7 separate regions of the Mus musculus genome follow, and all the other regions are linked to region 1. A link is a loop called in an ENCODE intact Hi-C map of the cell type or tissue named here. Cell type or tissue: heart. All regions are shown on one strand. Region 1 holds the start of Gm11963 (predicted gene 11963). Region 2 holds the start of Ccdc117 (coiled-coil domain containing 117). Region 3 overlaps Ankrd36 (ankyrin repeat domain 36). Region 4 overlaps Ube2d-ps (ubiquitin-conjugating enzyme E2D, pseudogene). Region 5 holds the start of Mrps24 (mitochondrial ribosomal protein S24). Region 6 holds the start of Dbnl (drebrin-like). Region 7 has its middle 15 kb from the start of Mrps24.

Region 1 (4,000 bases):
GGGAGGGGAGGGGGAGGGAGGGGGAGAAGGAGGAGAAGGGAGAGGAGAAAAGAAAATATTTTAGCCATATACTACACATTACACCAACAACCAAGAACTCACAAGGCACAAGCAGAACTGACTTCCTTAGGGTAGTAGCATATAAGCCAGAGGTGTTTGCTGCCAAGCCTGGCAACTTGAATTCAATCCCCAAGACACAGGATGGAAGGAGCAAACCGATTCTCAAAAGTTGTCCTCTGGCCGCCACAAGTGTTCTGCGGCACACATTACACACACACACACACACACACACACGCACACGCACACGCACACACTCACACACACACACACACACACACACTCACACACACACACTCATTGATAAATAAATGCAGTAAACACTTGTGATACAAAATACACTGAGAGAATGAAGGGCAGTGGAATTGGCTTAAAACTGGAACTCAATCAAATCCAGACTTGAAATATCAACATAAAACAATAAAAGCTGGGTGCATAGTAGATACTTGTAATCCTAGCACTCAGGGGGTGAGACAGGAGGATCGCCACAGATTTTAGTCCAGCCAGGGTCACGGAATGAGATCTTGAATAGATAGGTAATGCATAGAGAGACTAAAAAAACAAATGTGGCCAGGCGGCAGTGGCACTTTAGTCCCAGCACTCGGGAGGCAGAGGCAGAGGCAGGCAGATTTCTGAGTTCGAGGCCAGCTTGATCTACAGAGTGAGTTCCAGGACAGCCAGGGTTATACAGAGAAACCCTGTCTCAAAAACAAAAAAAAAAGAAAGAAAAAAAAATGTGAATGGATAGCAGTGTATTATTTTATAGCATATACTTATTTAAATGCATAAAATAACAGCAAGGAGGTTCCTTTTGTGGAATAAGACTGAGGGGAGGGATGGGGCTGGAGACATGCATGGCTCAGCAGCTAAGAGCACAGGGAGCTCTTGCAGAGAACCCAGGTCCGGTTTCTATCATCCACACGGTAAATCAGCAGGCTGTTAACTCCAGATCCAGTGCCTGTCTTTCAGCCTCCATGGGCACCACACACAAATGTGATGGGCACACATACATGCCGGCAAAACACTCATACACAGGTTTTGTTGTTGTTTGTTTTGTTTTGTTTTGTTTTGTTTTGTTTTGTTTTGTTTTATGTAAAGCCCAAGGGAAGGGAGGAATAGGAGGCTGGGTTTGCTTGCTGTTCAGTGCTATAGACTGAGCCTAGGCCATGTATGTGCTATGCTATCGCCCTAGCACAGCAAGCTGGGGTTTGTTGTAAGCTTGGAAAATTACCTTAAAGAATAAAACAAATACAGGTATGCATATATATATATATATATATATATATATATACAGTTTGAAAATGGAAGGCTAGAATTAAAATAATCAGATCACATGCCTACTGAGCTGTTTTGCATGCCTGTCTCCCACTGAGAAAAACTTGGGGTAATTTTAGGACTCAGAGCACCCAGAGAGAGGAAGCAGGGAAATGAGCCTTGGGGGAGCCAATTTCCCCCACCCCATGTCTCTACCCCCAAATCCCCCCAACCCCTCACAGCCACCCCACCCCCACAGTCTTTAACTCCTGGGCCAGGCTCTTTTCCTGATACTCGTTGGAGTTTGAGATGGCAGCGGTACCTCACAAAGCGCTCTTGGTCCTTGATCCCCCATTGCTTGCCCCTCCTTGGCCTCCATCATGACGCTTGTTCAAAACCCACTGTCTCTGGATTTCCTCATTCAGACTTCAGACTCATCCCCACCCCCCACGGGGGCAGGCTGCCAGTGCCCGGCTGCCCGTGCCTGTTCCCTAGCCAGCACGGCCAGGCAGGAGAGTCTCCCTGCCTTTGAGAGAGGTGCTCATTTCCTCTTCCGGTTCACTCGGGAGAAAATACAAGTATCAGTGGAAAGCCTAACCTCGCTGATCTTGGACTTTGAGAGTACATGGTTCATAAAGTTTGAAACAAACAGAAAGTGGGGTGCAGAGAGGGTGTGCATCGAGGATCAATTGTGCCAAGCAAGATGTTTGCTGGGGAATGAGCGTCTCACCTGCCGATAGCCACTCAGGAGACAGTGTCTCTGGATGTAGGATTGCCTTCAGTTGTGTTTTTTTTGTTTGTTTGTTCGTTTTTTGTTTTTTTTGGGGGGGGGTTGTTTTTTTTTTTTTTTTTTTTTTTTTAAGTGTCCCACATTGCTCTGTATTTCCTCCCTTCTCGTGGATTGGCCCCTGGGGAATCATTGAGCCAAGGCGCTTGACAAAGGTACCACAAAGAGCTGCAGAGCCATCTAGTGGCCACTCGTGCTCACTGCAAATACAAGGGTTCCCAAAATGGTTTGCTCACACCCATCTGGAGCCATTTTGTGACATTTTTAATCTTTAATTATGTGTAACCATGTGTGTCTATGTATAGGTATGCGTACATGATTCTTCATGAAGACCAAGGTATTGAATCTCTTGGAGCTGGAGTTACAGGTAGCTGTGAGTCACCAATCATGGGTACTGGGAACTGAATTTAGGTCCTCTGTTAAAAGCAGAAGGTGCTCCTAACCACTGAGCCACATCGCCAGCCCACGAATCTTACTTATATGTTTTATTTATTTATTTATTTATTTATTTATTTATTTATTTAAATCTTAAACTGCAGATCATAAAGGACACTTAACTCTTGCAGAGGTAACTCTGAGATAAACTATGTGGCTGTTTTAAGCAAGGTAGCAAAGAGAGAAAACTGCCTTCCAGCCTGGGGACAGAGTCACCAATGTCGCCCAACTGAAACCCATCTCCCTATCAAGAATGCGCTGTATGGAGGATTTCAGACTTACAAGACTGGCAGATCGTGGACCGGATGGTGACCTACATGAAGCTGGGACTCTCTGGGTTCTTCCAGCCAGAGGCAGCGGTGAAGGATGGGGCTGAGGGCAGTGTTAGGTGTCGAGTGCTATCAGACACATGTGAAAATGGACGCGCATCCTTCACTACCTCAAAGCCACACACCAACAAAATTGGCCCTTTCACTTGCCCATCAGCCCCTGCAGCCCTGCAAACACCGTGGCACTCGGCACTGTGGCACTTGGCACTGTGGCACTCGACACTGTGGCACTCGGCACTGTGGCACTCGGCACTGTGGCACTCGGCACTGTGGCACTCGGCACTGTGGCACTTGGCACTGTGGCACTCGACACTGTGGCACTCGGCACTGTGGCACTGGGCACTGTGGCACTCTCTGCCATATTTGAGGCAGCTATGTAGGTTATTCCATATGGCCAGTGAGATGCCTTAGTAGGTAAGGATGCTGCCCACCAAGTCAGATGGCCTGAGTTTGATCTCAGGAACCCACATAGTTAAAAGCTACATGTAGCAGCATGCCTGCAGTGTGAGAGAGAAGGTAGAGATCAGAGTCTCACCCAGAAGCTGACAGGCTAGCAAGCACATGTGTGCACGCATGCACATGCACACACGCAAATACACACACTAAGCAATTTTTAAAAAGACAACCATCTTTCTGGGTGTTGTAGTAAACGCCCTTAAATTCCAGCATTCTGGAGGCAGAGACAGGAGCATCTCTGCAAGTTCAAGTCCAGGCAGGCATATACAATGAGACCCTGTCTCCACAAGACTAGTAAATAAATAAAAACCATTTTACTTTATGATGTTCAGAAATCTTCTAGTAGCATCTTACATTTAAAAGTTTCTAGGAATAAAACCAAACTGTTTGCTAATATATATATATATCACATATATTTAGATCATGGTAGAATACCTATAATGTAAAATGTAGCATGTTACTTTTTTTTGAAACAGGATCTCATGTAGTTCAGACTGCTCTCAAATTTCAGATATAGTTGAGGATGGCTTTGAACTTCTGACCCTCCTGCCTCTACTCTCCAGGTTCTAGAATCACCATAATGGTTTTGGTTGTTTTTTGTTTTGTTTTGTTTTGTCTTGTCTTGTCTTGAAGGACTGCTGTGTGATTTCGTTGGTTGGTTTGTTGTTTCTGTGGTGGTAGT
Region 2 (4,000 bases), 57 kb before region 1:
CCCAGAGGGTCTGCGGCATCCTACTACCTCTGATAGGTGGGTGGTGGGCAACAAAGGTTAAAGTGTTTAAAAACCATCATTAAAAATAAGGTTTGAAAAAATTAAAGTTACACATAGGTCTTGGGTATGGACCTGGCCAGTATCCAAGTTCCTGAACACTATTTAATAAAGGCTGCTTCAAATTTGGCTCAAAAATTGTGGTAGTAGTCTTAGAGCAGGGAAGTTGGTGTATGGGCAATTCTCCATTCTTTGGCTGAGGTGGAAGGTCCTGGTAGTGTCACGTGATACAGACTCACACCGTATTTTGCCGAGGCAAGACCAGTGGGAGGACACGTGATGTTTGGAGAGTATGGATAGGACTCAACGCACAGTGACTGTATGGTTGGCCACTGCATAAAGCATTTCTTCGCCCCTAAAACTTAGCTCTCAGACGTTGTTTTTTTTTTGGGCGATGGACTTCTGGACCCGAGTTAGATAATGATACTATTAGGGCAGCCCCAGAGTTGTCCTGAAGAATTCTGCAGGTGGTCCTCAAACAACATTATTCTGTTACCTCAAATTCAAGATGAAAGCAAGCCACTTGATAATTGTGTCAGGACACAGACATGTAGAAGGGATAGTCATGTCTCATTTCCTATCTTGTACCTTCCCCAAACTGGTAACTTCCTAGCATGTAGCAGCCACAACGTGTGGTAGGACAGTAGAAATAGTTTCCTAAATTAGTCCTCATATCCTATCTCATGCCTTCACTGGTCTGCTAAGAGAATCCTTTCTAAGCTCAGAGACTTCTACTAAAGTAGATAAAAAGAGGAAATTTCCTATGTGTCTCGAATTATTTGAGTCACAGAATTATCCTAAATTCCTAACAATTCATTCCAGTCAAAGGTGCTGTTTTGTTCGTTTTGGAGATAGGGTCTCACACATCCATTTCATGTCCTTCTTAGCTGAGGCTGCCCTTCCATTTTTAAAATCCTCCTGCCTCAACCTTCCAAATGCTGGGATTACAGGTTTATGCCACCCGACCTGCTCATACAAAGTTGCCTTTATGAACTTTACTTCCTCCAAATCATTTATCACTAACTCAACTCCCCCAGGCTAAGACACTAACTCACTTCCTTAAGTCCACTCTAGTTCAGTTACTGGTGTGTCCTTGATAAATCTTTGGCTAAATGGCATTGACAATGGTATAAGCCACTCAGTGATGAGTGATGGGATCATTCTTTAAGGCAGAAAAAAATGGGGGATGATCAGTGGTAGGACTGACCAATCAATCCTCCACTCCATTGGTCCAACCTAAGCAGGGGACATTATTAACCATCTTTGGATATACAAGGCTGAACTTCTGCTTTTCCCCTCCAATTGCTCTCCCAATCTCTGGGGGTTTTAGTAATTGTCCATGGGATCCAATACATCAAAAATTTCATTTATGATAAAACACAGAAACAATTGAAAGATAGCATTACAAGTACACACATGTAGAGTTTTCTAAGCCTTGACATCCTGTTTTGTTGTTAAGGCTGAACTCAACCATTCTCTTGCTTCAACCTCCCTATAGCTGGGATTGACTGGAAGTATGTGCCACACATCCACCTGCTTCATGTATAAATATTGTGGTGGAGTACATGCACCCTACCACTCAGCTGCACTTCCCTCTCGGAGTTTTATTAGCTTTTAATTTTCTATTTGTTATTGTTATATGTGTGCATGAGAGTGCATGTGTAACCAGGGAACAAAACCAAGCCAGTCCCCACCCCCACCCCACGAAAGGAAGTTCAAGAACAAGTTTCTAGAGTTGGTTTTCCTTTCACCATAGATTCTAGAATAATAACTCCAGCTGTCAGGTCCCACTCCTAGGCATTTTTTTTTTTTATATTTTGTTTCGTAACAGTGGCTGGCCTGGAAGTCACTATGTAGACCAGACTGACCTAGAATTCAGAGATTTTCCCTCCTCTGCCCAGAAAGTGCTGGTATTAAATGTGTGCACCACTATGCCCAGCCCCACCTCTAGATTTTTAATTCATTCACTACTCACTTCAACTCTGAAAACATTTTTTCTTATCCTGTTTACTACAGAAGAAACAGAAACGTGTAACTTTTTATTTTGGACTGGGTCCCACGTAGACTAGGCTAGCCTAGACCATGCTACTTAGTCAAAGTCTGGCTTTGAATGTGTCTGATTATCCTGCCTCCACCTGATAAGAGCTGGGAATCCACCACGCCCAGCTCAAACGTTCTGTATAGGGATTGGGTGTCTGTCATTCTGGCCGGGTGAGGGCGACCTGACCTCCTGCAATTCGTCCGGTACACCCCCGGCCATCTTGCCTGTAGTCCTTAAGGACCACAACTCCCGGCATGCCTCACGACAGCGGCCCTCTATACACAACAAATCCCGACGTGTCTCTGGGCGGTCCGGAGTGGAGGGTTCTAGAAGGCGTGAGGTTGGGGGGCCGAAGAGGGCTCAGAGGCAGGTAATCGTGGGTAGCGTTGGTGGCGGCCACTGCGGAGTCTGGGAAAACGAACGACTGGGGTCGCGGACGCAGCCTCGTCTGGAAAGCCATGGCAGCCCTCGGCCGGCCCTTCAGCGGCCTCCCTCTGAGCGGCAGCGCGGACTTCCTGCAGCCGCCACCGGCCTTCGCGGGCCGGGCCTTCCCGCCAGGAGCCGCCGGCCATGACCTGGCCCCGCGGCCCGGTGTCCGCGGCGCGCCGAGCAGCCCGGGCGGGAGAACAGCGCGCGGACGGTGAGCAGGCGGGGCGGGCCCGTTAACCTCTCGGGACGTTAACCGTGAGTCCCGGGGCGCAGGGCGGGCGACCCTCGAGGGTTCTTCGGCCTGGACGCTTCCCTCCACACGCGCGGCCGCCGGCTGCCGGCCGGGACAACTTTGAATGCCTCTGGGACACTTGGGTCCCTCATCGGCAATGTTGGGGGCAGAAATGGGTTTGGAGCGAGTGCTCAACTGTCACTGCCCCGACAGAAGTGACAACTTCAGATTTTCTTGTCTGAGGTTATTTTATTCGGAGCCCCTGGCAAATCGTGATCACCTGGGACCTGTGTGGGTCTATCACGGCCAAGGAAGGAATGTTCAATTTGTGGCGGGAGATCCGGATGAGTGAGGCGACAAATACATGGTGCAGAAACGTTACATTTACGTTCCAGTCGTGAGTGACTGGTTTGTTTTTGTTTGTTCCAACAGTGTTTCCATTCACTGTAGAAAGAAACACAAGCGGTTGGCGGAGGATGATGAGTAAGTATCCAGACCAATTTGTCCTCTTTGTGGTCGCGGTTAGTTTAACACGTGTATCCTATTTGAAGTGAAAACGGTGAAGCACATGTATCTCTTTAAACTGCTGACATTGTTTGCCTTTTAGGGGCAGAAACTGAGTGGCGGGCAGGTAGAGGAAAATGCGCATGCATTTTAAACTGTCATTTCAGACACAAAAGTATTAAACCAAAACAAAAAGAAAATCCTAGGCTCTGTATTGGAAGGGTTGGTGTTCTCCGCGGAGGTAGTAACCATGTAACCTGTTCTCTTTCTCCTTAGGAAGAGTCCAGAAACTTACAAATTTTGTAGCCAGATACCTGGTCACTCTGCAATGCTTTGGAGTAGCTTATTCCAAATGAGTATATACAAGGTCTACCTGTTGGTTTTTGTTAAGATCGCCTGTCTGTGGAGCCGTGTCTAACCAGGGCTGTCCTCAAACTTATTAGATCTGTTTGCCTCTGCATGTTCAGATTATAAAGGCCCACATGCTACCAGGCCTCAATACCTGCCTTTTCTTTTTTTTCTTGACCATTACTATTATACAAATTCCAGATGAGTATGTGGAAGTTAGAGGACAGCATTTGGAAATTGGCTCTCTCCCACCATGTGGGTTCCAGGATCAGATTCAAGTTGTCAGTTTAGGGGCAAGTGTCCTTACTCATTGAATCGTCTTGCTTTCCTGCTTTTCCTGTGCTAAGGGTCACCTAGGGTGATCACGCTAGGCAGTTACAACCCCATTC
Region 3 (4,000 bases), 140 kb before region 1:
TTTATGTGTAATACCCTCTTGCTCTCATCAGAAGCATTTGTGTTCATTTTGTGACAAGTTCCCTTCTTTGCTGCAGCCAGGTCCTCAGTGGCGATGACTACACAGGTAAACTGATGTCCTTCCTATGTGCCCCCTATATTCTATCAGCAAGTGTACTCTATCTCCAACAAGAGAAGTCAAGTTATTTACTAACATTTGAGTCCGGAGATGATAGCTCAGTAAAATTCCTGACAAGCAAGCATAAAGGACCTGAGTTCAAATCCTCGCACCCACTTAAAAGCTGAGTATGGCTGCACAAATCTGCAATTGTAGCACAGTGGATGGAGGAAGGCACAGGTCCCTGGAGGAGCCTGCTGGCCAGCTAGGGAAGGTAACTGATAAACTCCAGGATTAGGGGTAGGGTGAGGGGACGAGGTCTCAATAGATCAAGTGCAGGAGTTGGGGGGTGAGGTGAGAGCAGAAAGATGGCTCAGTGGTCAAGGCATTCCCTGTCAAGTGATCTCGAGACAGGGTTTCTCTGTATAGCCCTGGGCCTGGCTGTCCTGGAACTCACTCTGTAGACCAGGCTGGCCTTGAACTCAGAGATCTGCCTGTCTCTGCCTCCCAAGTGCTGGGATTAAAGGCCATGGAAGTCCCAAGGAGCATTCAGAGGCATTCTCCTCTTGTCCTGGAATGACAGACACCTGGATCCCACTTTTCTTGTCCATTCCTTTTCTCCTTGCATTTAGTTAGTTCATTTCTTTGGCTATAGGGCACATGTTTACCATTCAGTCAGTGCCTGCTAGTCCCAGTGACTTTCAGGATGGCTCACCCTTACCTGTTGCCTGTTCCATATCTAGATATCGCCCTTGTTGATCTGTGGCATCAGATATAATCCCCTCACACTTGTTTAGCAGATTCTCAGAGACACTCTGAAAAAAATCAATACCCATAATTAGTCTGTAAACATTTCCCAAGTATTTCATAATATGATATCTGAAGTTTTCCTACTCATCATTTCTTTATTTTTTACTTTGCCATTAAAAAAAAATCCTAGAAACAAAAATGTCATACACTAAAATTAACCAGACCTAAAGACTTAAAAGTTAGTAACTTAATGAAATTCCTATTTGGAAAGCCACTGTTTTGAAATTAAGTAAAATGTTAAGTTTCTGAACATGTCTATAGAGGATCTTTTGTGTAATTTCTGGATCAAGCCAATATCTTTTCTTCATATGGTGACCAAACTTTGTATAGAGTTTGTAGGGTCTCTGGCCATCAAATATATTAACCAAAACTGGATGGCACACCTATCTCAACAAGGAACTACACTTCAGGATGTCTGCCTTTGATTCTGTATTTTGCACTAAAGTTAAACAACTATATAAAATACTTTAAATGAAAATGTATATGTATATTGCCTGTGTCACTCAGACTGACTTCCAACACAACTTACAGGGTTGGCGTTGTCATCGTGTGCACACCTGCCTCATCCCTGCCAATGCTGAGGTTACTAGTGTGTGCAGCCATGCCCAGAAAATGCCCAAAATGTTTCCCACGGCCCTACTTTTGTTGCAAAGCTCCATATTTGCCATGACTACATCTTGGTGAACATGGGCATGGGATGGTAGGACTCTCATTTTGGTAAACAAGAGTTTCGACAATCTAGATATAAAGTGGGAAATCACTGATGGGAGGTGGTTGACTAAAATGTGAAAGTAGTAAGAAAAGTACTGAGAGGGGTTGGTGGGATGGCTGTTCTTCCAGAGGACCCAGGTTCGATTCCCAGCACCCATGTGCTGGCTCACAATCTTCTCTAAGTCCAGTTACAGACATGCATGCAGGCAAAACACATACTTAGAATAAAAGTAAATCTAAAAAAGCAAAAAAGACCACCATGCAAATATTAGATCTGCCATGGGATTATCTCTTCATTTCATAAAACCACACAGTATTTCAAGTTTGGAGAAGAAGGAATGTTAAGAGCAGTTACTTACTAAAAGTCTACAAAATGCCAGGTCCTGAATTCACACACTTCCTTCCTAGTATCTCAAATGACATACCTAGGGTGGTTTAAGAAGCGGAGGCCACGGTGTTACGTTCCTTTGCTTAGGAAATAGAGTAGTCTACAAGGCTACACAATCTCATGCAAACACACCTCTATTTGCTTAGGGGAAAAGACAACAGGCAACAGGCATGCAACTCATGACAGCAAAAGAACAACTACCTCGCTTTCAAGGTGGACTTTCTCCCAGGCCAGGATCTCTTCCTCCAATATCCTGAACTCACTGTCGGATAGCCTGCCTCGCAGTTCTTCATCCGCGAAAGCTCTAGTTGTTGGGCCACCAGGGGGCGCATCACTGGCGGTTCCCAAGGTGCGCGCTGGGGCTTCAAAATTGCCCTTGCAGGGCAGTGGCTTCAGGAACAGGTCCTGTGTGCCTTTACTTTTCCTGTACATGTCGCTTGCAAGGGCAGAATCACCCCAACTTTTTACTTCGGTCACGTGACTCCTTTCTTTGGCGTTTGAAAGCCTGTTGGCATCACTGGACTTCAGCATGTGTCTGATATCTAACTGCCAGTCGGTGCGTTTTGGTTTCATAGTTTTTTGCGACTGGCTCTTGAACTCATGGCCTTCTTGCTTTTCACCCATACGTACTTCTGGGCACTTACCTTTTACCTTTCTGCTTTCAATGTTTTTAGAAGATTTCTCTTTTCTTTTGTGAAAAGATTCTCCCAATTCAGATGCGTTATTTTCACAGTCTAATTTATTTCTCATTAAGGGAAACTTAGTAAGTGACTGGCCACTGTAGTCCACGTCCTGAGAGGACGAGGGAGATGGAAAGGCATTTCCAAGGCCACCTTCCTCCTGTCTGGGAGAGGTCTGCAGTGTTACAGAGACCAGCGCAGCGCTCACATCTCTGTCGCCACAATCAAACATATTGTAGGCCAGGGTAGTGGGGTCCGACGTCAGGTGAGTTTTTCCTGAGACATCAGGTGGTCGCTCTTCCTTGAGGTAAACATTAGCGTTAACATCTTCATAGATCTCGTCACCCTTCTGCGTTGGCTTGTTAATGACACACTGTACAGTTTCTTTACCCTCCGGGTTTTCTCCTAATGTCAACTTTCCCCCAAGTATTTGGCCCTTAGCGGATTTTGAAAGTCCAGACGTATCTTCCTCATCAGAAGCCGTGTCCATCTCTGGCCCCTGAGATCTTTCTTGAAGTTGTACAGGTGGAGGGCTCGTCTGCTTGGCTTGATGCTGGGACGCCTTGGGTGCCAGAAGATGCCTCTCTAACCTATCCTCGTCCTTAGAAGTCATAGGGCAGGAACAAACAAACAAAAAGACTTAATGCGTACCATTTGGCTTTTCATAGTATGCGTTTAGATACACAAGAACCATACAAGCAAAATTAACAAGTAAAACTAGTTTAGGGCTGGTGAGATGCCTCTCAGTGAGTAAAAGGGCTTCCACCAAAGCCTGGGTACAACCCCCAGAATCTACATGGTGGAAAGAGACAAACAACTCCTCCAAGTTGGTTTCTGATCTTATCTTCATGGGATGCTGAGACATGGACATGCTCCCACACGGACAATAAATAAATGTAAAAAAAATAATAATAAATATAAATCCCTCATTTACTTCAGTCCTTCCAGAAGAATCTAGGACCCAGAAGACAACACTGTCACTGCTACTAGACTGATCCTCACTGATATGTGCTGGGTAATTTTCAATACTACAAGAACATTTATTTCACCATCCTTTAAATACTGATGCTTACTGACATTTAGTCTCTGAGAATGAGTAATTGAATAGTAGGTGAACTAAGATTGTTTACTTCCATAACGGTGACACCTTACATGCAAAACCAAATTAACATTAGAAGAAAATTCTAATGCTATGTTTGAAGAGCTGCAAATGCGACGGGTTTCTAAGTCTTCCCTGTTGAGATGCAGCTTCAAGAAGTATGGCAAGCTTTGCTGAGAGCACACGCACAACAACTCTGATGTATCAAGCACCCAA
Region 4 (4,000 bases), 290 kb before region 1:
CAGCTTGAATTCTTAATGCCGTCCACCAATAAGCTCATTATAACTTGTTTTGGGAAAGGAAAATGTCTTTACACACTAGAGCCCAGGCCATGTATTTGACCTTTCAGAGATGACTCACAGTCTGCTGGTCTGCAGATGAAAAAAAGTTTCATATTTGCTTTCCGACTTTTAGGTGAAAATGCAAGTAAAGTTGATGCTATCTTCTTGTACCCAGGTGACAGTTCGGAGCATCACAGAACAGCTGATGGCTGAGAATTACTGGCATGGGAACTGTGCTTCGCAATGCCCTCATCGCCTTACAGCATGGAGAATGAGGGAGTCACAGGACTGGGCAGGGCTATGTGATCTGGGGAAGCCATCTGTTCTTCCTCAGCTTCCGTGTCCACTAGTCAGCAAGGGGGACCAGTAGACCAGCATGCTCAGTCCATGCCAGTGTCTCTACCTTTAGACACAGTCAGTGCTGGGGACCACTGTGACCTCAGGATGTCCAGGCAAATGCTGCCATTGCTGTTGATATTAGGGTGATAGATTCTGGTAGTGAAAGCAACCTGTAAAAACAAGACATGAAGTCAGATAAGCCACAGGGAGATCTGGAAAATAATCCAAGTGAGGAGGAAGTAGCTCCTGCTGAGCTGTGTTGGCAGTGTACCCAGCGCAGTTTCTAACGGGGCACACACAGGCAGGCAGCCTTACGGGAAGTAGAAGCACCCAGACCCATTTCTTACTGCATTTTCACTTTGAACATGGCGGACTGATGCCAACCTCCCAATGCAGTATGCCGTGACTAACAAGCAGAGTGGGAGAATGAACCCAGAAGCCCAAATATCTATGAAAAAAAACCCAACTCTAATTATGGTTACAATGAAGAAGCAGTCAGCATAAGAAACAGCCACATAAAATTCACCACTCACTCTTTGCTTAACTACTTTAGTCTGGGTGGCTTAGATGGGAAAAACAAAACAAAAAAACCCAAAACCCCCCAAATTTTTTTTGTTTGCTTTTATGAGACAGGGTCTCATTATGTAGGTCTGGCTGTCCTGGAACTCACTATGCAGACCAGGTTAGCCTCAAATTCACTGAGATCTGCCTGCCTCTGCCTTCCAAGCGCTGGGATTAAAGATGTGTGCCACTGTGTCCAGATGAAAATTTTTATTTCAGCCATCATTGGTTTTGGCTGACCACCAAGCATAGACATTTTGTTGTATTTGTTGTACTAAGATGTACCATTAACAGGTAATCCTAGGCCCCACCCCTTTAAGATTCTCTTCTCCAGAGTTCACCTTCCAGTCTTAGGCCACACACAGTACCTTGAACCTGCCTGATCTGACTGTAAACAGGGCCAGGCCTGGGTAGTGCTTGGACAAGAGCATCTGTCACATGCTTAGTATTGGCCTCTCCCACACGTTTAGGCAGCGTCTGTGTCGCCCAGGCTGACCTACAACTCGAGGAATCCTGAGCAGGCATATAACTTTACATCTTGCACCAGCTTCCTGAGTGCTACGGCTGTTCCCCACCACAACCAGCTCACACATCATGCCTTAATACGATCTCCGTGGGTCTGAGCTCTCTCGTGGGGAACATGCTGATGTGCCCTGGTAACATCTATATGCATGCTGCAGAGAACGGCATAGCCATTGCCAGCTGGAAACTGAGCATCTGTGATTTTACACTTGAGAACTCCACGGCCTGGGGCCTCCCGACAGGCCCTTGTGGAGGGGAGGAAGGGTAACTCTGCCAGTGGGTGGCCCAGAAGGAGGGCTGCTGGGAAAGGGTAGAAAACTCATTTTTTCTTTCTTTTTGTATGAGTTATTTTATATATGAAAGTACACTGTTGCTGTCTTCTCAGACACATCTGAAGAGAGCATCAGATCTCATAGCAAATGGTTGTGAGCTGTCATGAGGTTGCTGGGAATTGAACTCGGAACTTTTGGAAGAACAGTCAGTGCTCTTAACTGCTGAGCCACCTTTCCAGCCCCCAAGAAAATTGATTTAAAGATTTATTCATTTTTATTTTCTGTGCACAAGCATTTTGCCTGCAGGCACCATGTGTGTGCAGTGCCCACAGAGGTCAGAAGAGGGAGTCTGAAACCCACAAACTGGAGTTATAGATGGTTGTGAGGTGCTGTGTGGGTCCTCTGGAAGAGAGGCAAATGCTCTTAACCACCGAGCCATCACTGCAGCCTGGGAGAGATCATTTGTTGATTGTATAGCCACCCCTATGTTACCTGTTCTTCCAGAGCTAACTTCTGTTCCTTTCAGTAATCCCAGCTGAGCTCACTGCTCACCACGCTAGCCTTGGGAAGTGTCATTCTTGTGTTTGTTTGCCACAGCTGCCCTATCTAGGCTGAATACACATCTCCCCACGAGACTAAGCTGATACCAGAGTTGATATGGAGCCCATGAATGATTCTCCACACCAAGGACACGTGTATTTTAACTGTCTAAGGAACCTGATTCTCAAATCAGGTCTCCCTTCAGTCCTCCTACCAACTCTACCAATGAGTCCTAAAATATACTTAAAAAGAGTGTGCAAGGGCAGTGTGAGTGCAGATCTCAATGCGGATCTGAGGATCTTCTACCTCATGGTTTTCTCAGGCAGGGCCTGACTTCAAAACTTCAGCTGTTATCTGTTTCAGTGACTTTTATAACAACCACACAGTCTTGTCCAATTTCTCCTAGGGTCAGAAAAATCCTTGTCTAAACACTGATACATTTTCTTTAAAGGTAAACCCTTTACTCTTTTAAGAACCACACCGGCTGGGCGGTGGTGGCACATGCCTTTAATCCCAGCACTTGGGAGGCAGAGGCAGGTGGATTTCTGAGTTCGAGGCCAGCCTGGTCTACAAAGTGAGTTCCAGGTCAGCCAGGGCTACACAGAGAAACCCTGTCTTGGAAAACCAAAACAACCCCCCCAACTGTATAGTGTGTGCCGCCGTGCTGGCCTTGTGTAGTGTATGGTGTGTGCCGCCGTGCTGGCCTTGTGTAGTGTATGGTGTGTGCCGCCGTGCTGGCCTTGTGTAGTGTATGGTGTGTGCCGCCGTGCTGGCCTTGTGTAGTGTATGGTGTGTGCCGCCGTGCTGGCCTTGTGTAGTGTATGGTGTGTGCCGCCGTGCTGGCCTTGTGTAGTGTATGGTGTGTGCCGCCGTGCTGGCCTTGTGTTTTGAGACAGGTTTTTCCTATGCAGCCTAAGCTGGTCTCGAGCTTGAGATCCTCCTGTCTAAAGCTTCTAAATCCTGGGAGCACAGAGCTGTATTAGGACTTTTGAGGTTTTTTGAGGCAGGGTCTCATATAGCCCAGGCTGGCCTTGGACTCCTGATCTTTCTGGATCTGCCTTCCAAAGTTGGGATTACACGCATAAGCTATCTCACTACCTTTTGCAATATAATAACAATTAATAATAATAATAATAAACACAAAACATGTATGGAGGTAGAGGCCAACTTTAATTGGTTCTCAAGTTGCCTCTGCCAAGTTCCTTACCTGATGCCCACATAGTGGTTATGCAGACCCCACTGCAGACCCCACTCTCAGCTGTAACACCTGGGCCTCCTCTCCCCACAGGAATTTCCTGCTCTCTTAAGATGTCCATTGTAGTCGCCTCCCTACTTGAACTTACACAGTGCCTGCTCATTAGAGAAATACCCACTGCCACCTGGCTCTTGGTGCCAGCCACTGCTTGAGTGTCTTTTTTGGCATGTCTCTGTATTCAATTTATGGGAAGGTAAGCTCAACCGAGTGTGGGAAGCCCTGATGTGAAGAGCCATGTCAAGAACAAGATAACCCGCACGCAGACAGGCCTCCCAACAATACACCTAGCCCCAGGTTGTTGTGGACTGGTTCTAATGCTATTTTGTTAATTCGGCTCCCAAAATTACATGGTGTCTTAGTCAGGGTTTCTATTCCTGGACAAAACATCATGACCAAGAAGCAAGTTGGGGAGGAAAGGGTTTATTCAGCTTTCTCTTCTACATTGCTGTTCATCACCAAAGGAAGTCAGGAC
Region 5 (4,000 bases), 220 kb before region 1:
TTCATGTCTACATAATGGATAATGGAACCAGCGCTCAACTGTACAAATATAACAGGTTTGCCTCTTGGTAAGTGCAAAATCAAAGCAAATCTAGCCAAGACACGAGTGGAGAAAGACTGATGACCTATGGCAGACAAGGTGGCACATACCTCAGCAGATCAGAGCATCAGGAGTTCAAAGTTAGTTTGTGGTACACTTCTAGGTCAGTTTGGGATCCATCAGATCTTGTCTTGAAAACAGTATTGCCTGCCGCAGGCAGGAAGCACTGGGGTTATTTCCAAAGCAACGCCCTCTCCGTGAACAAGGGAAGAATGACAATTTTATCCAGAGAACCTGTACGCATTTGTCTAGGAGTTGACTTATTTCTAAGAATGACCAGTTAGTTCCTGGTCATGGTCTTTTATTTTGAGACAGGGTTTATTTACTCTGTAGCCTTGGAGCCTGGAGCTCCATATGTAGACCTTGAACTGATAAAAGATCCATCTGCCTCTGCCTTCCAAGCACTGACATTAGAGTGTAAGTGTCCACTCCCATGGATGCTTTGAAGGAGTTCCCAGCCAGGTGTGGTGGCACACCCCTCATCCCAGCACTTCAGAGGCAGAAAAGGTGGATCTTTGTGACTTTGAGGCCAGCCTGGTCTATAAATTGAGTCCAGAATTTGTTACACAGAGAGCCCTTGTCTCAAAAACAAAAACAAACAAAACAAAACAGTCCCCCAAAACAAAAAACCAAAGCAAAACAAAAAATCCCTTCATTCAATATTTTGTTATAATGAGAGTCAGACTCTAGAGTCCATGTGCTTTCTTTAGTAGAGTGAGTTCTTCACGATTCTATTCCCCCCTTGCCATTAATAATTACTCAATAATAATTACAACGACATTGCTCTAGCCTCATAAATTTCCTTGCCATTTAAAATTTTCTTCCTTGGGTGGCTCCACCGCAGAAATAGACCCTCAACACACTGCCTCTTTACTTTAAATGATTAGGAGCCAACCCAGCAACCCCTTTTCTGGGATCTGCTCAGCATGAAGGCAAATGACTATTCCCAGCCCAAAGGAGGCTGACGCTGTCATATTGGATATTCCTGGAGAGTACGCGGTCTCAGGTAGGAGCACAAGCACGGAACAGCGGGGCCTGAGGGCCGGCGCGTTTTCTCTTCAATTCTCTAGAGGACATTGAAGCTGTTTCTACCACCTCTCTATGAGGATAAAAACTTCATGGCTTTTGTTTGTTTGTTCTGTTTTGCCAGAACGGGTTTCTCTCTGTAACTCAGACTCTCCAGGAACTCGCTTTGTAGACCGGACTAGGCTGGAATTCAGAGACCCACCTGCCTCGGCCACCCGAGTGCGGGGATTAAAGGCGTGCGCCACCATGTCCAGCTACACCTCAGTTTTGTTTTTTTTTTTTTTTTTTTTTTTTTTTTTTAAAGATTTATTTATTTATTATATGTAAGTACATTGTAGCTGTCTTCAGACACTCCAGAAGAGGGAGTCAGATCTCGTTAGGGATGGTTGTGAGCCACCATGTGGTTGCTGGGATTTGAACTCTGGACCTTCGGAAGAGCAGTCGGGTGCTCTAACCCACTGAGCCATCTCACCAGCCCCACACCTCAGTTTTATATCACCAAATTTTCGCATTTAAAACCCAACACCAGGTCCGACCAAGGACTAGCTGACAGTATCAGGAAAATTGCAGGACGTCCCACACTCCGACCCACGCCACGCCCTCTCCCTCGCCACGCCCCGCCCCCGCCCGTGTTCCCGTTAGTTCCTGCTCTGAGGCCCCGCCTTCCTGCGGCTGCGCACTGACGCGTCCCGGGTCGCGCCGGCCCAAGATGGCGTGGTCCGCGTCGGTGCGCGGGCTAGGGCAGCGGGTGAGTGGGCCGCGGGCGGGAGGGCTGGGGCGCCATCCGGTGTCCGCTCACTCCCCGCCTCTCCGCAGGTGCTGGCCTGCAGCCGGGAGCTGCCTGGCGCCTGGCGCACCCTGCACACCTCCGCGGTCTGCGCCAAGGTGAGTGCGGCGGCCGGGTCTGGGGGCCGCGAGGGCGGCTGGGCTGGGTCTCCCCGTGACCGCACCTTCGCTCCTAGAATCGGGCGGCGCGAGTCCGCGTGGCCAAGGGGAACAAGCCGGTGAGCTACGAGGAGGCGCACGCCCCGCACTACATCGCACACCGAAAGGGCTGGCTGTCGCTGCACACAGGTGAGGGCGCCTGGGAAGGACTGCCACCCTGGTGGCACGGGTCACTCTTGAACGTACTCTTCAAGGCAAAGAGCCGAACTTTTGGGTGGGAGGCCGGGCGTGACGGCGAACGCGCTCGGGAGGCCGATCTTGAGTTTAAGGCCAGGTAAGGTTACTTACTGAGACCCTGTCACATTTAGTTAGGGGACTGGAAAGATTGCTAAATGCTGTGCCGCTCTAGCATGAGGGTGCAGCCTAGCTCCTAAATGAGCACTTGGTGCCACAGCTCAAGGGGTGTGAGGGTGAAGGAGATATTTGGTTCTTGGGGGTCACTGGCCAGCCAGTCTTGGAAGAGCAGCTGTTTTGCTAGAAAATAAACGAGCAGCAAATAGTGATAGAGGAAAAACATTGGCTGTTAACCCCTGGTCTTCTCCATGCGTCTGTCAAGGGAGCAAGCCTGCACACACACTGTACATGTTACCGACAACAGAACATATGAGTGATGGGCATATTAGGATGGTGAAAGAAAGGAATTCTTGCATATTGAAAGGAATTTGAATATTTCTTGCTAAAGTCTCATTTGAGCCTCCATAGAACAGTATTTGCATGCTTACAAACAAGGTTTGACAGTGCTTTTTTGGCAAGCCATAATTTACAGATGTGTAATAGCCCGGAGGCGATGCGGTAGTGAAGTCTACATAGGATCCTAGACCTGGAAGAGTGTGCCCTATGTAATGCGGTGTTCACCCAAGTACAAAACTGCAGGAATGTGCTACAGTCTTCATGGCTCACAGAACCCGTATTTTTAGGCTTTTTTTTTCTCCCCCTACTTCCTATTTTGTATTTTTCTTGTTCATTTCCATTTCAGTATGCATGTTGTGTGTGTATATGTATGGATGTGTTCAGTTTGTCTGAGTCAGCCCTCTCCTACCATATGGGGCCCCAGGGATCAAGCAAGCACCCTTGCCTGCTGAACCATCTTTAAGAGAGTGTGGCAGTGTACCTCAGGCTGCGCTGGAACTCTCACACGCCAGCCTCATTTTTCTCAGTGCTGCGAGTATAGGTGTGCACCTGTCACCTGCCTGTTTATCTTTCAGTGATGCTGGAGTTTTGACTCCCGGACAATAAATTGTCTATCCACATTTGTATGTGCATGCTCACGTGTGAGTGCAGGTGTCCGTGTATGACCGCCTTAGGCCAGTCCTTGCCTTCATCTTGTTTGAAGCAGGGTCTCTTTCTTGTCACCACCTTTGTGTGCCAGGGTAGTTGGCATACAAAGGTCTGGAGACTGTCCTGCCTCTGGCTGCATCTCACGGTGGGAGCGTGGGGGTTGCAGATGCTGTTACCACTGTCCTGAGCTCTGGGCCTCCAGGTTCAGGTCCGTCTCAGGTTTGCAGGGCAGACACTATACCCACCCTGCTGTCTGCTCAACCCCTCAACCCTTGCATATGCTTACAATGTATGATTAAAATTTATCTGTAACCTCCAAGTCATTCAAGGTCACTCAGGGAGGTGGGCAGAACAAGGCCCCCAGCCGAGGTAGAACAAGCTTATATTGTAAAATGTGCCCTTTTGGAAGTTCAGAGCCGTATTTCAATCATTACTGTGCCTTTGTGTTGGGGACATGGCACTTTGTGTGGTCCTGGGATGCTGTCCAGTGTCTGTGAGCTCAAGAAGACTGACCTGCGTACGGAGAAAATTTTGTTAATCTTTCCTTTTTTTTTCAATTTTTATTTTTATTTGTTTATTTTTTTTATTTATATGAATACACTGGAGCTGTCTTCAGACACACCAGAAGAGGGCATCAGATCTCATTACAGAT
Region 6 (4,000 bases), 300 kb before region 1:
TTTTCTTACCTTCAATAGAACTCTCACCTCTTCTTTTAAATCAGTGTGAACAACGCCTGGTACGTGTATGCTGACTGGACTGCAGCTATGAACAATTCCTAAAAGGTCCGACCCATGGAGCTTAACTTCCCTACACCTGATGCTAATGTACAGTGTACACAGAGTGTAATAGGAACCAGATAAGCACAGGTCATGCCAGGCTCTTCAGGGAGGAGGCTGAAGCTAGATTATAGATGAGAGAAACTAAAGCTATGGCTCTGGTCTACAGTGTCACGGTACCAGCTCTGTGTGTGTGACCTTTTTTGGCTACCAAATTGAAGACTACCTCTTTTTGACAGTCTCTTTTTCTGCATGGCTTAATCCATCCATCAAAACATATGACAGCTAGGCACAAGGGTCTACCTGACCATGTTAGGGAAGAGAAAAAGCACACACACACACACAAACACACACACACACACACACACACACACACACACACACACACACACACAGAGTCCATGAGGGTTCCCAGCATGTTTCTTATTTGTATCACAAAGAAATGAAACTAGGAGAGAGGACAAAGTGACTATCACTTTAGTCTCAGGGAACTCCACAGTCTTTTCTGGCCTCTGAAGGCATGCATGTGGCCCATGTACTAGGAATTTAGGAGGACTCTCTGAGAAGACAACCCTAGCATAGAGACATAAAGGACAAGAAGCAATCAAGATGATGTATATGTATGTTCCATGCAGGGGAAGCAGCAAGATCAGAGGTTCTGTTTGATGAGGAACTAGCTTGCAGTTTTGAGGAAGAGAAAGACTTTGGTACAAGGGTGGTCAACAGGTGTGGCCAGAGTAGTAAGCAGGAGGGGCAACAGGAACCAGGGCAGACAGGGTAAGAGTCTGGGCTTTACTAAAGTGCAACAGGAAGACACTGCATTTATGGGCAGGGAAGTTAAGATGGCCCAGATATTCTCTCAGCTAGCGAGTGGGGACCTGCCACAAAAATCTTGCTGAGTGACTACTGAAATGGCTGTGACAGTGAGGGTGGAGGCCAGAGGCTCGTTCAACTGGAGTGGCAGCACCGTCTGCATACAGTACTGTAGGAAGCTGGGCAGTAGCATGGCTGCTGGGGCAGATGAACAGTGTATGGGGAAAGAGCAAGATCTGCACCCTCAGAAGGAACAATGGGTGGATGAGGCAGGACAATGTCAGACCAAGGTGGAGCAGATGATTCTAGTAGGAGGCTCAATGTGTGCTCGGGAGACAGACACAGGTGAGATCGTGGCCAACCTGGTCTACACAGTGAGTTCCAGGCCAGCCAGAGCTACACAGTCTCAAAAGCAAGCAAGCAAGCAAAGCAAGCAAGGTCAGTGAAGAGTTATAAGCATGGGTGAAGGGCACTGCTAGCTAGGTTGTGAGGTATTCCCCAAACAGTGATGGTTCTGAGACGACTAGAGGGCCAAAAGATAAAGAGGAGAGACAACACAGTAGAACAGAAGAGATGATTGGCCAGAGTTCTGCAATAGGGGAAGTCTCCAGGGAAGACTCAACACAGGCAAACTCAGTATAGCGCCCCTCAGTGCTGACCACAGGGTAGTGGTGGCCCCACCAGAACTCCAAAGTCCAGTTTGTGTTCCCCAGAATTTGTCCACCTGCCATACTCATCAGATGTCTGAGAAACTGAAGCACTAAAAACTGGCTAACGGAAGCATGTTAAGTAAACGGAAAGTGAAAGAGAATTACTATAGACTGGTATGCATGTAGCAGAAACCTAAGAGGGCTCAGCAGGGCCACTCCAGAAACTTCAGATCTAGTTCACAGTACTGTAATGGCTCCTGGGGTGGTGAAGGAAGGATGGAGCCTTTTCTCAAACAGGTGACAGGATCCCATTTTCAGTCCCAGAATCAGGGACCCAGACCTGTGACATCCTTGACTGAGCCCTGTGTGAGCTCATGACCTCAACCCACTGCTCACGCCGCTTTCAAGGTCTCTTCCTGAACTCAGGGTTTAGAAGACGTGGTTTCCGCCTTCCAGGGAGTTGGGGAACTGCGCGGGACCCCTTTGTCCAGTGAGGTCCCAGAAACGCAGAGCCTGGCGGAAAGCAGAAAGCACAACCAGGCAGAGATCTTCAGGGCAGAGCCGACCGACCACTAGGTGGCAGGGGAGAGGCCCGGGGGTACTCGCCGGGGGGACGGCGGTGGCGAGGGTGGGGTAGCATCTCGCTAGGCTTCAGGAAGGTGGACAGGTGATCCTGCAATACTACGGCTACGCCGCGACCTCCACCTTCCCGCTCTGGCGCCTCTCCGGCCCCGCCTTGCTGCCTACCAGTCGGTCGGGGATTTCTCGGTGACTACGCGCACGTAGGCCTCCTGCAGCGCCGGCCCGTTCCGGCTCAGGTTCACCGCCATGGCACGCCCCACGGTCCCCGCGATGCAGCAGCTTCAGCTTTCTGCCGGCCTCCAGTGACGGCCGGAAGCCCCGCCCCGGAGGCCGGAAGCCTCGCCTCTGACGTGCAGAAGCCGCGCCCAAGAGGCCGGAAGCGGAAGTGGAGAGAAGGCGAGCTAGGCTGAGGGTAAAGTTGAGGCGGGGTGCTGGTGAATGAAGATCCACGAGAGGCGGGCCTGCCCGTAGGTCCTCGTTCGTCCGCATCTGCAGGGCGTGGGCTCGATTTAGAGCTTCACGCTGGTTCGTCTCTCATTAGTTAATGTATTTTGTTTAAGAGCAAGCTGTATGCGCGCAGGCGCCTCGGAAATTTCATCTGATAGTCGGACATGATGGCTACGCCTTCAACCCCAGCCTAGCCCGGTGTACAGCGCAAGTTCCAGGATGGCGAGGGCTAGGCAGAGAAGCCCTGTTTGGAAAAACCAAAGAAGAAAAGGAAAAAAACATGAATCTGCTGTGTTAGGCGTAGAGGTACAAGCCTGTGATCCTAGCGCGCAACTGGCAGAGGCAGAAGCTTGAGTTCTAGCCCGGCCTGGGCATTGCCTAGATCTTCTAAATAAAGTAAAATGAAATATTTGATGTGATAGTGGGGTAATGAAGAGAACCTGCTTTGTGCTTCACTTCTATTTCCAGACAGTTGCCTGAACGTCCCTATGAGAGACCATACTCTGTTGTCGTAAACTAAAACGAACCCTTACTTCTCTAAACTGCTTTTAGCTAGGGCATTTTATCACAGCAACAGAAATGAAACTAGAACAGTGGGGGTCGAAGTTACATTTAAAATGTTGCAAGAATGGGGCTGGAAGTGTTGTTCGTGTATTTAATCTCAGCACTGGGGAGGCAGAGGCAAGCCTGGTCTACATAGTTGAGTTCCAGCCTATCTCAAAGACAAAAAAAGGGGTGGAGGGGCTGGAGAGATGGCTTGGTGGTTAAGAGCACTGACTGCTCTTCCAGGGGATCCAGGATTGATTCCTAGCACCTATGTGGCAGCTCACAACCCTCTGTAACTCCAGCCCTAGCCCTCATCTAGTCTCTGCTGGGACTAGGTATGGCCATGGTGCACTTAAACAATCACACAATATAAAAATAAGATGGGTGTGGTGGCACATGACTTCAATCCCTGAACCTGGGAAGCAAAGGCAGATAGATCTCTGAGTTTGAGTCCAGCCTGGTCTACATAGTGGATTACTGGCTATAAGTGAGTCCCTCTCTCAAAAAAGTATTAAAAAAGAAACTTCTGGCTGGGCAGTGGTGGCGCACGCCTTTAGTCCCAGCATTTGGGAGGCAGAAGCAGTTGGATTTCTGAGTTTAAGGCCAGCCTGGTCTACAGGGTGAGTTCCAGGGACAGCCAGAACTATACAGAGAAACCCTGTTCCGAAAACAAACAAAAACAAGAAGAAACTTCAGCTCCATCTAGCAAGCCCAAATCTTCCAAGAGAGGTTATTATGTGTGTGGTATATGCACATGGGCCAGGGTAGATGCATACTACTGTGCTGTTGGAGGCCAGAGGACAGTGTCAAGTATCCTGCTCTTTCATTATCCACCCTATTCCTTAGAGGCAGGTCTCTTACTG
Region 7 (4,000 bases), 210 kb before region 1:
ATCCCCAGCCTACCTCCCAGGTGTACCCAGTCCTTGTAAATTGCAGACCGGCATACAACAAAGGTGGGAGCATGGCAGTCTCCAAGCAGGCATGGCACAGGCAGAGCTAAGAGTTCTATGTCTTCATCCAAAGGCTGCTATTGGAAGACTGACTTCCAGGCAACTGGGTTGAGAGTCTTAAGCCCACACCCACAGTGACACACCTATTCCAACCAGGTCACAGGTGCAGATGGTGCCACTCCCTGGTCCAAGAATATACAAACCATTACACAGGGTTTCTCTGTGTAGTCCTGGAACTCACTCTGTAGACCAGGCTGGTCTCGAACTCAGAAATCTGCCTGCCTCTACCTCTGCCTCCCGAGTGCTGTGATTAAAGGCGTGTACTACCACTGCCTGGCTCTGTTTTATATTGTTTTTTATTTTAAGCGTATGGGTGTTTTTGCCTCTATGCATGTCTGTGCACTGTTGTAATTTCCAACCCCAATAAAAATACACAATCCAATTATTATAATTATAAGCTATATGCCTAGGTTGGGCAGATCTAACACTGTACCATATGAGTTTTCAGTTCCCACAGAGGCCAGGGGAGGGTTTTGGATTCCCTGGAACTGGAGTTAGAAGTGATTGTGAGCTGCCACGCGGGTGCTGGGAATTGAACCTGGGTCCTCTTGAAAGAGCAGTTAACATTCTTTGCCAGGCAGCCCTCTCTTCAGAGTTTTTTCCCCATGGGAATATGGGTGCCTTACCATTGTCCACAGTGCTGAAGATGTTTGTCCTTCCATCAACCGTTAATGGTGTATAAATCCTCAGGGAGGAATAGGATCCCACAGGCCCCTACTTCTTCCCATGATGGTGTTTAGGCTCAGCCGTCAGTTCCGCGGGTTTAGGAGTGCAACAGTCAGCCCAAGCTCTGTGCTGGGATCGGCGTCTTCCCTTCTGTTCTTCTTTTCTCTAAGCCTCGGAGGGAGAGGAGCAGATGCTCCATTTATGGCTAAGTTTTTACCCATCGTTTATTCCAGAACTTTGACCAGTTTTGACCAGCTGTGACCAGTCTCTGCAGCCTCTGCTGAGTGCTGCAAAATACATACAACCCAGCTTCTCTGACCCATGCTGATATCTCTGATCTCTGGGACAGATGTAAACTTTCAGAAGGACATGTTTAACGACATGTCCAAATTCTGCAGTAACCTCTCATGCCTAGAAATCCACTCAACTGCCCATGGTGTCCAATTGTATACTTGATTTTTTTTTTCTAGTTTTCAGTCAGGAAGCCCAAGAATTCCATGGCTGTGGCATTGTCCCCAACTCACATACACACTGGCTCAGGACTTCTCACTAGGGCTCTTCAGCTCCCACAATGCCCTACTGACAAACTTGGGTCTCCAGGGATGCTATTGTTGCTCACGGGGTTTATTCAAATGGTTTTTGATCATTGCAGATCAAGGCAGAGCGTTCCTCCACTAACTTGGATGAATTATGGAAGTACTGGCAGGACTTGGTGAGTTCATGCTTAAAAAATAATTGTAAGATTCTATTTTAATTATGAATATGTTTGTATGTGGCTAGTCTATGTGCAGGTGCCTGAAGAAGCGTCGACCCCTGGAACGGGGTTATAGGCAGTGGGAAGTGAGTGGTAAAACTAACTGCCTCACTTATGGGAGCATTTCTGAATCAGCAGAATCAGCAGAGCCATCTAGGGCCTCACTGTTTTGGGTTTTTAGCCATGTCGCTCCCCGGGGAGACCCTGTTACCCTCTCATTCTCCCCAGATGCTGTCACCACAGGATTTACAGGATTTCATCAGGCTCTGCCCAGGAAGTCTCTATTCCCAGTTTCCAAATGAGCTGCCTGTGTGGGGCAGTGGGCTGCACACAAACACCCTGGTCTCCAGTTGAGCTGAGGTCTTGAACCCGGGTGGGATCCGGTGGGTGGTGATTTCCACCTACATGGGCGTTTGATCTTGTCTCCAGGATCCCTGGCTCCTGTCAAAGTTACCGCCCCCACAGTCCCACCCCACCCCCAGGAGAGGTGTGTGGCTATCAGTCATGTAGCTAACAGCACCAAGCCTTCTCACATGCAAATAATGTTCCCCCCAAACTCTCAGTTCAAGCCAGTGATAGATACCTGCTGTCGAACCCTGAATCACCCCTAAAACTGTATATAAATCTTATCCAGGGAATTAAAGGTGTGCGAGAACTACTCCTTCATCTGAGTCTTTTGTTCCAAGAGCTGTAACACATGGAAAGAGAGATCTTCTCTCCCAGAGAGCCACCTGAGGTCCTCACTCTCATGGGCCCAGCCCCACCCGACTCAGTTCAGAGCAGCTCAGAGTTACCATGAGACCTGGAAGGCGCGGCAGAGACTTCGTCTCCCTGCCTGCACTTGCTTTCCTTCTCTGGAACCCTCGCATCAGGCCTGGACAGAGATATCCATGGAAAACATCTGGTACCCAGGCCCACATGCCTGGACGGTTCTGAGCAACTATAGGTGGCGCTACTGCTCTTCTGGAAAAGCAAACTGCAGCTTTAGCAGACCTCTATTAACAATAGAGAGCTACTGGACTCTGAGGGACATGGCTGTGTTCTGAGTTAAAACTATATCTCTTGGGGCTGGAGAGATGGCTTGAAGGGTAAAGAGCAATTCCCAGAACTCACATGGAGGCTCACCACTATCTGCAACCCCACTTCTAGATCCAAGGGACAAGGAACCCTCCCCTGACCTCCACAGGCACCAGGCACAGAGACAGTGCTCAAACATCTGTATGGGCAAAACACTCACACTCTAAATAAAAGAGAAGGAAATCGTAAAGATGACAGCCACAGCAGGCTCCACATGACAGTGACGTTCCAAGTGGTCGCAGCAAGACTGGTACTCCAGGTTCTGGAATGGGGGAATCACCTTTCCTGGTTCCCTAGAGGTTTCTGCAGTTGGCTGGCTTTCTGCTGAATAACTTGCCCCAGGAGCCACCAGGAAAATCGGTTGTTACCAGACTTCCCTGAGACTGTTAGGGGATGACAGTAATCAGCTGTGCCAGGACAGACAAAACAAACAAACAAACAAACAAACAACAACAACAACTGGAGCCTAAACCCTTCAAGTATCTGCACAGTCCACCTGAAACTGGGATAAAGTTAGCGTTTGACACTGAGTGAGCATTTGTTTTAGAATGGCAGCCTCTAGGGAGAGGAGGAAATGGGCTGATTTGGTGATCAGAGAGAATGATAGTGGTTCCTGAGCCCGTTCTGTGACAGTACTAAAGCCACTGAGGGTGGGGCATGCATGCTTTTCCTGTAGGTCTACACATCCCTTCACACTGACCTGAAGAGGAAACTTCTAGTTTCTTTGTACAGTCACTTGTGTTAAATGATGTTTTGCCGGGGCACGCAGGTAAAAGGATGCTTTGCTAAAGCAAACAGGAACAGAGGCCAGATGTTTAGAAAGAATATAATTATGACCCCACAGACAGTGGCAGCTTGAGTATCGGTTTGCTTTGCTTTGCCTCGGAAGTCTTTGTTGAGTATAGGCTCATATTGGCTCATCTTATATTTCACTGCTTAGCTGTGGTGGCATCATAAAGAGACACTCACTAAAGAACTTCTTGTGAGGTTTCTGTGGCTTCTTGCTGTTTCTGAGGACTTAGGCAGATTGGCCAGCCTTGAGGTGTCTTCTGAATTGAACTGCCATTGTTGATTTGTGTGTGGTCTTTGCAGAGTGCACTGGAATGCAGCTGCTGATTTGTGTTTGGTGTTTGCTGGTGGACTGGACTAAGAATAATGCAGATTGAATTTGCTCCAAAGAACTGTTTCTAAACAGGTTCACTAGATAGGTCCATTTCCCCTGTATCCTAATAGCCTTTCTTTTCCACTAAGTCTGGTGGGTGGTGGCCTAGAGGGGAGGTTGAACCCTTATTAAGGTAACCCTTATTAAGGTAGGTTGTGAAAAGCATACGCCTACTCCTATATGCCTACATCGATACACTGACACCTATACACCTGAGACAT

What was found. Peaks named below come from ENCODE experiments on the same cell type or tissue, not always from the same donor. Only the 100,000 strongest peaks of a DNase experiment are listed, where the experiment ranks them.
Region 2: a loop joins it to region 1, with 6 times the contacts of the local background. A loop is called at or near these places in 6 of 42 quality-filtered maps.
Region 3: it touches region 1 in a loop (10-fold over the local background); 37 of 42 quality-filtered maps call a loop at or near these places.
Region 4: it touches region 1 in a loop (4-fold over the local background); 14 of 42 quality-filtered maps call a loop at or near these places.
Region 5: it touches region 1 in a loop (2.4-fold over the local background); 19 of 42 quality-filtered maps call a loop at or near these places.
Region 6: it touches region 1 in a loop (2.8-fold over the local background); 13 of 42 quality-filtered maps call a loop at or near these places.
Region 7: it touches region 1 in a loop (8-fold over the local background); 22 of 42 quality-filtered maps call a loop at or near these places.

Annotation. Positions count from the first base shown.
Region 1 is chr11:5,483,722-5,487,721 of GRCm38, reverse strand. It overlaps Gm11963 (predicted gene 11963), which reads right to left and starts at 1,842. Exons shown (of 3, transcript NR_166837.1): 1 at 1,634-1,842. In heart, a CTCF peak has its summit at 2,299 (motif pointing left); DNase peaks (open chromatin) are centred at 1,801 and 2,261; H3K4me3 peaks cover 800 bases; H3K27ac peaks cover 645 bases.
Region 2 is chr11:5,540,615-5,544,614 of GRCm38, reverse strand. It overlaps Ccdc117 (coiled-coil domain containing 117), which reads left to right and starts at 2,398. Exons shown (of 5, transcript NM_134033.2): 1 at 2,398-2,738; 2 at 3,192-3,242. The coding sequence starts at 2,557. In heart, a CTCF peak has its summit at 2,271; a DNase peak (open chromatin) is centred at 2,344; H3K4me3 peaks cover 1,964 bases; H3K27ac peaks cover 1,624 bases.
Region 3 is chr11:5,627,613-5,631,612 of GRCm38, reverse strand. Ankrd36 (ankyrin repeat domain 36) reads right to left here. Exons shown (of 27, transcript NM_023816.3): 16 at 2,207-3,286; 17 at 818-911. Among named protein-coding and RNA genes, the nearest start is that of Ankrd36, 60 kb to the right of the region's middle. In heart, a CTCF peak has its summit at 2,327 (motif pointing right); no DNase peak of the experiment used is centred here; H3K27me3 peaks cover 437 bases.
Region 4 is chr11:5,776,754-5,780,753 of GRCm38, reverse strand. Ube2d-ps (ubiquitin-conjugating enzyme E2D, pseudogene) reads right to left here. Exons shown (of 7, transcript NR_015577.1): 5 at 119-548. Among named protein-coding and RNA genes, the nearest start is that of Dbnl, 9.7 kb to the left of the region's middle. In heart, a CTCF peak has its summit at 2,074; no DNase peak of the experiment used is centred here.
Region 5 is chr11:5,705,497-5,709,496 of GRCm38, reverse strand. It overlaps Mrps24 (mitochondrial ribosomal protein S24), which reads left to right and starts at 1,796. Exons shown (of 4, transcript NM_026080.3): 1 at 1,796-1,873; 2 at 1,942-2,010; 3 at 2,088-2,199. The coding sequence starts at 1,835. In heart, no CTCF peak of the experiment used is centred here; a DNase peak (open chromatin) is centred at 1,796; H3K4me3 peaks cover 1,510 bases; H3K27ac peaks cover 965 bases.
Region 6 is chr11:5,786,952-5,790,951 of GRCm38, reverse strand. Dbnl (drebrin-like) reads right to left here and starts at 2,469. Exons shown (of 13, transcript NM_001146309.1): 1 at 2,310-2,469. The coding sequence starts at 2,392. In heart, a CTCF peak has its summit at 2,141 (motif pointing right); a DNase peak (open chromatin) is centred at 2,491; H3K4me3 peaks cover 2,502 bases; H3K27ac peaks cover 2,413 bases.
Region 7 is chr11:5,690,441-5,694,440 of GRCm38, reverse strand. No RefSeq gene overlaps it. Among named protein-coding and RNA genes, the nearest start is that of Mrps24, 15 kb to the left of the region's middle. In heart, a CTCF peak has its summit at 2,480; no DNase peak of the experiment used is centred here.